Linked DNA regions of Homo sapiens: region 2 is linked to region 1. Evidence: chromatin contacts called from ENCODE Hi-C data. All regions are on one chromosome and are shown on one strand. The core of a region is the stretch at or near the end of the contact, and the rest is flanking DNA. Distances in the headings are between cores, read along the strand shown.

Evidence for each region. Hi-C counts contacts between places; a loop is a spot of excess contacts on that map. Pooled maps may share reads with other maps.
Region 2: a loop to region 1 is called in a pooled map, with 2.0 times the contacts of the local background. The contact joins two enhancer-like sites. A Hi-C loop is called at or near these places in 2 of 168 maps with a recorded cell type or tissue (HUES64 and head of caudate nucleus), 3 of 37 single-sample maps with no recorded cell type and 3 of 50 pooled maps.

The regions. Positions count from the first base shown.
Region 1 is chr12:131,625,282-131,630,160 of GRCh38, reverse strand. No RefSeq gene overlaps it. Among named protein-coding and RNA genes, the nearest start is that of LINC02414, 20 kb to the left of the region's middle. RefSeq lists an enhancer at 4,526-4,879. Within about 2 kb of position 3,605, at least 5 of the 41 ENCODE cell types and tissues checked have a DNase peak (open chromatin) inside an H3K27ac peak, as active enhancers do.
Region 2 is chr12:131,680,940-131,686,213 of GRCh38, reverse strand. All of the region lies in intron 1 of LOC105370087 (a long non-coding RNA gene), which reads right to left. Among named protein-coding and RNA genes, the nearest start is that of SFSWAP, 28 kb to the left of the region's middle. RefSeq lists a silencer at 3,784-3,933. Within about 2 kb of position 3,518, at least 2 of the 41 ENCODE cell types and tissues checked have a DNase peak (open chromatin) inside an H3K27ac peak, as active enhancers do.

The DNA of each region.
Region 1 (4,879 bases), core at 2,356-4,855:
CCGTGTCTCGGCTGCCCTCCCACGGGTGACATCTGGGTCACTATTCCCAGTTCTCAGCCACCATACACAGCACAGCCACAAACACACGTGTGGGCATGTCCTTGCGTGTTTGTGGCTCTTTCCATATGATATAAGAATTAACTTCAAGGCCCCCATTCTGATAAGTTCCTCAGTCGGTACAGGACACCCATCCTAGGCTGACCTCAGGAGACTCCTCTGAGGAAGTGATGTGTGGAGAAACCTGGGGAGAGCGGAGGAGCCGGCTCAGGAAGCTTCCAGACCCGGTGAGCTGCAGGTGCCCAGTCCCTGGGCCTGGCAGGAGCGTGGCGTGGGGAGAACAGAGAGGAGGTGAGCAGGGAGGCCCCATGAGTCGGGGTGTGGCAGGGCCCTGGGGTTTATGATAGAGCTCATGGGGTCTCTAAATGCGGGGAGAAGCCGTGTGAGGGCTGCACACAGAGGTGGCCGCACAGAATGGGTCGGCACAGGCCCCTGACTGAGCGCTAGAGAAGGGGGCAGAGGGAGGGTGGGTCTGGAAGCCTTGCAGGAAGGAGGTGGAGCTGTGAAGACGGGGCAACGAGGATGGTGTCAGGTGCCTTCAGGACACAGGATCTGCGGCTCGGTGACTGTTGGATGGGGAGAGGAGACGGGCGTCCAGCACGTCCCAGGTTTCTAGTGTCAGCGTTGGGAGGCTGCAGGCAGGATACTGGAAAAGTAAAGCATTCCAGGAGGGTCATGAGTACAGCTGGGACTCGAAGAGGCTGAGGTCCTTTGAGATGACCCAGGAGCTGTCGACAAGGCAGGGCCAGGGCCAGGGCCAAGGCCAGGGTGGAGATCAAGGGGTGTCAGCAGAGGGGCAGGGGCCACACTGGGGGGCTTCCCAGGGAGCAGGGTCCCGGGATCAGCAGGTCACCCTAGGAGGCCTTGTTGAGTCTAGCCTTCAGGGAAGCTGTTTCTGCGATGCCCCAGGCACCTCTCAGCATCGCACAGGGCAGGGCTGTCCTTGAGTTCTAAGTCCTGGGACCTGGTGTTCAAATTCAATGGACTCAGATGCCCCACAGAGCCCATGTGCCCAGCCACGGAGGACGTGGGGTCTCTGACCACAAATGGGGCACGGCCAAAGGGCACCCGGCTCCCCCTCAGCCTGTCACAGCATGAGGTTGGGGGTAGAGTGGTCCTGCAGCCCTCAGCCCCACCCCGCTGGTGTGGAGTTGGGAGGGCACAGGAATGGGAGGGCCCAAGGGCTGAGGACCAGCAGGTGCAGAGTGAGGAGGGGCTGAGGCGTCCAGGATAGAGGGAGGCCGGGCTGAAGGGCGGCTGGGGGTGGAGAGAGGCCAGCTCCTCACACGTCCGCCCCCCAGGTGTTTGAGGCGCGTTCGGTATCCATCTTGGCGGACCTTATTCTGTGGCCATGGTTCTGGGAGGATGGAATCCTGAGGTCCGGTGTGCGGGGCCCCGAACAAAAGCCCCACGGTGTTCGGGGCCAGGCTGGGTGTGGGATGAGCACAGGAAACGGGGGCACAGTTGCGGAGGGAGCCCAAGGAGACCATGGACTTGGCAGGAAAATCCCAGGCAGGGCCCAGGCAGGGCCCCTGAGTCTGCGGGACCCCGAGGCGGGCGCTCCCTCAGGGACCACCCAGGGCATCAGCATGGCCGCCTAAAGTCCTAAAAATACCTGCCTGAAAGGAGCCTGCAGTCAGCTCCCTGGTCTCCCTTCCCTGTTATGACTTCCCAGCTCCTGTTTTTCCCAGGAAGGACAACCCCCCCCATCCCGAATCCCCCAGAGGCACGTCCTGGGAGGGGGCGCAGAGACCGCAGGGCGCCCTCCAAATGAGACTCCTGAAATTTCCCAATCCATTTCCACAAGGTGTACTTTCCTTTAAAATAACTCTAAAAATTTGAATATATTAATCACATAAATAAATAACACACACCATATTACATATCCCATATGTCAATATTTACACATGCATTATGTAAATCGATTTATGCCGTATATTTATATAGATGTAAGCATGTATATGCGATGGAAATGTACACATGACATAATATAAATATTTGATTCCTCATGTTGTTTGGAAGAATTGCCTGTTACTAAAAATGGGACCATAACTGGATCCAGAAAAGTATTTTAACACTTGGAGCTCTTTAGACACAAGAATTACGTTGCTATTTAAATTTCAAACACGTTTTTTGTTGTGGGGAATGTAATCTGGCAATTAGTAAATACTTCCAAGCATTGAGTACTCACTCCATGGAGAAACGGGATGCAGTGAACTGTGAATTGGAGTAGAAAGGATGCTGTGGTTTTCCCTCTGTACATTTAAGTGTGGATGGGGAGAAGGGAGTGGCTGTGGTCTCGGGTGGATGGGGTGAGGGGAGTGGCTGTGGTCTCGGGTGGATGGTGAGAGGGGAGTGGCTGTGGTCTCGGGTGGATGGTGAGAGGGGAGTGGCTGTGGTCTCGGGTGGATGGGGAGAGGGGAGTGGCTGTGGTCTCGGGTGGATGGGGAGAGGGGAGTGGCTGTGGTCTCGGGTGGATGGGGAGAAGGGAGTGGCTGTGGTCTCGGGTGGATGGGGAGAGGGGAGTGGCTGTGGTCTCGGGTGGATGGGGAGAAGGGAGTGGCTGTGGTCTCGGGCGGATGGGGAGAGGGGAGTGGCTGTGGTCTCGGGCGGATGGGGAGAGGGGAGTGGCTGTGGTCTCGGGCGGATGGGGAGAGGGGAGTGGCTGTGGTCTAGGGCGGATGGGGAGAAGAGAGTGGCTGTGGTCTCGGGTGGATGGGGAGAGGGGAGTGGCTGTGGTCTTGGGTGGATGGTGAGAAGGGAGTGGCTGTGGTCTCGGGCGGATGGGGAGAGGGGAGTGGCTGTGGTCTCGGGCGGATGGGGAGAAGAGAGTGGCTGTGGTCTCTGGTGGATGGTGAGAGGGGAGTGGCTGTGGTCTCGGGCGGATGGTGAGAGGGGAGTGGCTGTGGTCTCGGGCGGATGGTGAGAGGGGAGTGGCTGTGGTCTCGGGCGGATGGTGAGAGGGGAGTGGCTGTGGTCTCTGGTGGATGGGGAGAGGGGAGTGGCTGTGGTCTCGGGCGGATGGGGAGAGGGGAGTGGCTGTGGTCTCGGGCGGATGGGGAGAGGGGAGTGGCTGTGGTCTCGGGTGGATGGGGAGAGGGGAGTGGCTGTGGTCTCGGGTGGATGGGGAGAAGGGAGTGGCTGTGGTCTCGGGTGGATGGGGAGAAGGGAGTGGCTGTGGTCTCGGGCGGATGGGGAGAGGGGAGTGGCTGTGGTCTCGGGCGGATGGGGAGAGGGGAGTGGCTGTGGTCTCGGGTGGATGGGGAGAGGGGAGTGGCTGTGGTCTCGGGTGGATGGGGAGAGGGGAGTGGCTGTGGTCTCGGGTGGATGGGGAGAGGGGAGTGGCTGTGGTCTCGGGTGGATGGGGAGAGGGGAGTGGCTGTGGTCTCGGGTGGATGGGGAGAGGGGAGTGGCTGTGGTCTCGGGTGGATGGGGAGAGGGGAGTGGCTGTGGTCTCGGGTGGATGGGGAGAGGGGAGTGGCTGTGGTCTCGGGTGGATGGGGAGAAGAGAGTGGCTGTGGTCTCGGGCGGATGGTGAGAGGGGAGTGGCTGTGGTCTCGGGTGGATGGGGAGAGGGGAGTGGCTGTGGTCTCGGCGTTACTGGAGACACTGAGGATGGGGCAGTTTCTAAAATATCAATGTTCATAATACATGGGGAATTACATTTCTGCAACCATGTCCTTATATTTTAAATGAAAGTACTTGATGTGAACAAGTGAGGAGATAAGAGTGAGGGGGTGGCGAGTTCGTGGAAATGGTTTAAAGCCCACCAGCATGGAGGTGGTGGGGGTGCCTCCAAGCACAGGTGGCAAATCCCGCAAGACAGGAGCAGCAGTTAAGGGGGCCGTGGGTGAAGTTGGGGGGCGGCTGATTACGGAGGAGCTTGTGGTGGGTGGGATCCTGTCCTAGCCCAGACCCAGGGTCTCGGGAGGATGAAGGACAGCAGATGTGGGGGGTGGGGCCGCTCCCGCAGGTCTGGACAGATCCAGGCTGCCAGGGCTGAGTCGGCCAAGGCTGTGGGGGCCCCTGTGTTACTGAAACCAAAGACGATTCTACCTCCCCAAGGAAGGTACAGGAGCCCAATGGAGTTCGAATCTTCCCTGAGCACCACACTCTTTAGAAAGCCCAAACACAAATTCTCTCCCTATTTTAAAAACTTCTTCCACTTTCGGTCCCCTAAACACGTCCTTAGCCTACCTTCTGGGGACTTTTCCACAGCGTGTTAAAGGTTTGGGACTTTCAGGACAGTGGGAAGACATCGCAAGCTGCGTAACAGAGGAGTGGCTATTCACCTGTTGTACCTTAGAGAAAACGCCACACTTTGAGACGAATTAAGAGTCCGTTTATTTAGCCGGTGGTCAAGAGACGGCTAACGCTCAAAGTTCTCTTGGCCCCGAAGAAGGGGCTAGATTTTCTTTTATACTTTGGTTTAGAAAGTGGAAGGGGGTCTAGCTAAAACAATTTTACAGAAATAAAGTAGGCAAAAAAGTTAAATGGATAAATGGTTACAGGAAAGTAAACAGTTCCAGGTGCAGGGGCTTTAAGACTATTACAAGGTGATAGACGCGGGGCTTTGGGCGTTATCAATCGGGTGAATTCCTGGGAACTGTGGATATTGCTCGCCACAGTATCTTATCAGTTAATTGCATTCTTGGATGTGCTGGGAGTCAGCTTGCACAAGTTAAGTCCTTGAGGAAGGGACTGCCAGTGAAAGAGCCAAGATGGAGTCTGTCTGGCTCTCTTAGCCAAGGGAGAGTCTAAGAACAGGGTTAGTAAAAACAAGGTTGGGCATTACACACCCATAGAGTCATTTCCTGGACAT
Region 2 (5,274 bases), core at 2,269-4,768, 56 kb before region 1:
TGATTCCCATTCTACAGAGCAGGAAACAGACACGCATGATTTTCATTCTACAGAGCAGGAAACGGACACACGTGATTCACATTCTACAGAGCAGGAAACGGACACATGTGATTCCCATTCTACAGAGCAGGAAACGGACACACGTGATTCCCATTCTACAGAGCAGGAAACAGACACGCATGATTTTCATTCTACAGAGCAGGAAACGGACACGCGTGATTCCCATTCTACAGAGCAGGAAACGGACACACGTGATTCCCATTCTACAGAGCAGGAAACGGACACACGTGATTCCCATTCTACAGAGCAGGAAACGGACACGCGTGATTCACATTCTACAGAGCAGGAAATGGACACGCGTGATTCACATTCTACAGAGCAGGAAACGGACACACATGATTTTCATTCTACAGAGCAGGAAACGGACACGTGTGATTCACATTCTACAGAGCAGGAGACGGATACACCATGATTCCCACTCTACAGAGCGGGAGACGGACACGCTGTGATTCCCATTCTACAGAGCAGGAAACGGACACACATGATTCCCATTCTACAGAGCAGGAAACGGACACACATGATTCTCATTCTACAGAGCAGGAAACGGACACATGTGATTAACATTCTACAGAGCAGGAAACGGACATGGGTGATTCCCATTCTGAAGAGCAGCAAACAGACACGCCGTGATTCTGATTCTACAGAGCAGGAAACAGACACGCATGATTCCCATTCTACAGAGCAGGAAACGGACAGACGTGATTCCCATTCTACAGAGCAGGAAACGGGCACACGTGATTCCCATTCTACAAAGCAGGAAACAGACACGCATGATTCCCATTCTACAGAGCAGGAAACGGACACACGTGATTCCCATTCTACAGAGCAGGAAACGGACACACATGATTCCCATTCTACAGAGCAGGAAACGGACACACATGATTCTCATTCTACAGAGCAGGAAACGGACAGATGTGATTCCCATTCTACAGAGCAGGAAACGGGCACACGTGATTCCCATTCTACAGAGCAGGAAAGGGGCACACCGTGATTCCCATTCTATAGAGCAGGAATCGGACACATGTGATTCCCATTCTATAGAGCAGGGAACGGGCACGTGTGATTACCATTCTACAGAGCAGGAAACAGACACACTGTGATTCCCATTCTACAGAGCAGGAAACAGACACACGTGATTCCCATTCTACGGAGCAGGAAACGGGCACGCCATGATTCCCATTCTACAGAGCAGGAAACGGACACGCGTGATTCCCATTGTACAGAGCAGTAAACAGACACGCCATGATTCCCATTCTATAGAGCAGGAAACGGACACGCGTGATTCCTTCCCATTGTACAGAGCAGTAAACAGACACGCCATGATTCCCATTCTATAGAGCAGGAAACGGACACACGTGATTCCCATTTTCTACAGAGCAGGAAACAGAGACGCCGTGATTCTCAATCTACAGAGCAGGAATCAGACACGCATGATTCCCATTCTACAGAGCAGGAGACGGACACGCCGTGATTCCCATTGTGCAGAGCAGGAGACGGACACGCCGTGATTCCCATTGTGCAGAGCAGGAAACAGGCACAGAAGGCTGGGTGGCATCCCCAGGGTAGTCGGGAGGGAGATGGAGAGCCAGGCTCACACTCAGGTGTCTGGGTCTGCTAAGATTCCTGCTGGCCACACAGTGACCTCAGTTTCGTAGTCACCATCCTCGATGTGAGCCCCACAAGGAGGACGCTACCTGCCGTCCCAGCCTCCCGCTGCGGATGGGAGAGGTTTGATAAAGAAGGAACCGGTCTCAGAGTCCCAGCCTGTGGGCTCTGCGGAGGGGATTAGAAATGGTGCTTCCAGAGTGCCTGAAAGGAGGGAAGCAGCTGCCAGTGCCATCGTCATTATCTACGTTGAGGATGACACAACACCCTTAATGATGCTGAGTGGCTGTTTCCAGACTCAGGGGCTCCCCGCCTTGCTCAGCTGAGCACCTGTCCCGGCTGCAGCCCATCCTCAGCCCTCGGCAGAGCTGGGGCCTGGGCAGCTCGGCCGTCTCCTTCCAGAGGAGCTCAGATATCCTCAGGTGCTGAGGGTCAGCCCAGGTCCCAGTGTGTCCCAGCCCTGGGCGTGGGTCCCCCCACATGAGTGCTGGAGTCAGACAGCATCCCCGCGGGTGGGAGGAGCCCTTCCCGGGCAGGACTGTGCCCTGTTGCAGCTCCATTTGGAGGGAGACTTAACATGTTCTGACACGCAATAGGCTTTCTCTTCAACCCTTTCAAGACTTGGGCATTGATTTTTCTCGTCTGCAGGCTGAAGGACTGGGCTCTGGAGAGGAGATGTAGAAATCGAGGTGGCGGCCGCTGACCCATCGGTGCAGGAGAGAAGCTCTGGAGCCCATGGGTGGGACGAAGGTGGTGGGGACGCAGAGCTGCCCCCAGGCCTGGGCCCAGCTCACCTCCTAGCGCCAGGCACGGCCCCACCCAGAAATCCACAGACAAAGACAGGGCTCTCCAGGGGAACGTGCTCACCCTAAGGGTGGTCCCGCTGAAGACTGGCACAGACTTGGCTTCTGTCCCACACCAGGTCCAGCCTGGACCGTTCCCAAGAGCAGAGGCTGGGAATGTCGGGAGCCAGGAAGTTCCAGGAGTGTCCCCAGGACCATCTGCCCAGTGTGGACAGAGACACAGCACACCAACAACATAACAACACAACACAACAGTTGTGTTACATACCAGACTCAGGGGCTCCTCACCTCGCTCAGCTGAGGACCTACCCTGGCCACAGCCCATCCTCAGCCCTGGGCCTGGGCAGCTCCACTGTCTCCTTCCAGACGAGCTCAGACATCCTCAGTTACAACCACACAACACCAGCACCACACCACAACATAACACAAAACAACACCGCACACCACACCATCAACAGCACTGCCTCAACAAGATAACACAACACCACAATACAACAGCAAGAACATATACAACCATACACACCACACACCACACCATGAAAACCCCAAAACAGCACCACACACCACAGCACACTACAACGTAACACAACATCAACATCAACAATATACACCACACACCACATCACCACACCAACAACATAACTCAAAACACCCCCACACACCACACCATGACATCACAACACAGCATCAACCACACAGCACACCACAATGTAACACAACATCAACAATATACACCACACACCACATCACCACACCAACAACATAACTCAAAACACCCCCACACACCACACCATGACATCACAACACAGCATCAACCACACAGCACACCACAATGTAACACATCAACATCAACAATATACACCACACACCACTTCACCACACCAACAATATAACTCAAAACGCCACCACACACCACACCACAACATAACAACACAGCATCAACCACACAGCACACCACAACGCCATGACAGCAGCACCACAACACAACACCCCATGTGGTTCTGTCACGTGCAGTCAAGGGTGCCCTAGCCCAGACGTGCTGGATGCTGGATGACAAGGAACTCGGTTACAGACGACAAGGACACTCCCAGCCTCGCTGGGGCTGAGCGCTTCCCTCCTGGGGCTCCCTCCACATCTGGTCCTGACCCCCCGTCGCCTCCTGGGGCAGAGCCTGGCCTCCCCTCCCCTCCCCTCCCCTCCCTTCCCTTCCCTTCCCCTCCCCTGCATTAGTCCAGTGGCTGCCTGGGGGAGGGGGGATCCCAGAGCCACCTGCCCATCCCCCCTGGAGGCCATGGAGTTGCTCCACCTTCCTCATCCCCCAGTCTGGGCCCCACCTCTTCCCTGCCCCATCCCCTGGAGGCCATGGGGTTGCTCCACCTTCCTCCCGCCCCAGTCTGGGCCCCACCTCTTCCCCGCCCCGTCCCCTGGAGGCCATGGGGTTGCTCCACCTTCCTCCCGCCCCAGTCTGGGCCCCACCTGTTCTCCTGCCTCCCCCGTCCTTTAGAAGCAGAGGAGGCCGTGAGGATCCAGCACCCACAAGTGAGCTCCGCGCTCCCTTCCCAGGGAGGGGAGGGGAACCCCCACCTGATGTCACCCTCTTTCAATGACTAGGCTTTTAGTGTGTGATTAAACCAGCGGGATTGAGCGATTGTTCTTGGGCAGTTTCTCGACTGTCACCCACGACTCTCCTGGTGTCCACTGCAACCATCTCAACACAGAAGCCCTAGCAGGTGCCGCGTGGCCCGTGTCTCGGGGACTGAGCCCAGGTGTGTGGGTTCAGGCTCTTGGTGGGAAGTGCCAGAGACGGACATCAGCAACTAATGCAGAAACTAACCCACAGGCAGGGCGCCGGGAGGTCCAGGCTTCGGGACACAGGCCCTTCTGAGCCTCCCTCCCCCACCCGAGGTTCGGCATCATCGTCACCACAGAGGCAGCCCCGGGTGCAGCAGGGACATTTATGTCCTAACCAGCAGGATAGAAGGGCATGTGGCTGCCTCGGATAAGTCAGGGCTCTCCCCGGAGAAGACGACAAGGACGTGTGGTGAGCACGTGCTCACGGCAGCGCCAGAGCCCAGCACTAGAGCCAGGTTCGCTCTGCTCTTCTCCATGGCGCTGAAGCACACCTTTGTGTCACCACGGTTTTCTGTGGTGTGACAAGTAATGTTTTCCTAAATACCCAAGTGCCACAGATTGGGAATGTTTTACTTTTTAATACATAAAAGGTCATTAGAGTAATTGACGGTAGGTGACTTCACCCTTGCTACATTCAGACGCGCTGTGTCACCAGATAGGAGGGTCTGGGGTCACAGCTGGCAGGACAAATGCCCAGCTCAGCTGTCCACAGTCAGGAGAGGGCAAACAGCTGGGGGCAGTTCTCTGTGGAGCATCAGAAACCCTGATGCCAATCAGCAGATGCCCGGGAATGTGTTGGCTCACATAGTGAAGAAATCTAGGTTATTCTAGCTGGTTTCAGGTATGGCTGTGTTCTGGCCTCTAGAGACATCTCCAGGACGTTCTCTCTCTCTCTCACTCCATCTCTCTCTCTCTGTCTCTCCCCTGCTCTCTTTCTCTCTCCTGGTCTCTCTCTCTCTCTCTCTCTTCCCGGCTCTCTCCTGCTCTCTTTTTTCCTATTTCTCCCCTGCTCTCACCTCTCTCCTTCTCTCTTTCCCCTGCTCTCTCCTCTCTCCTCTCTCTTTCTCTGGCTCTCTCTCTCTCTCCGCCGTGCTCTCTCCTGCTCTCTCTCTCTCTGGCTCTCAGCTCTTCCCTCCTGTGCTGCTTCCATCTCAGGCCCCACATGCTGTCCCCT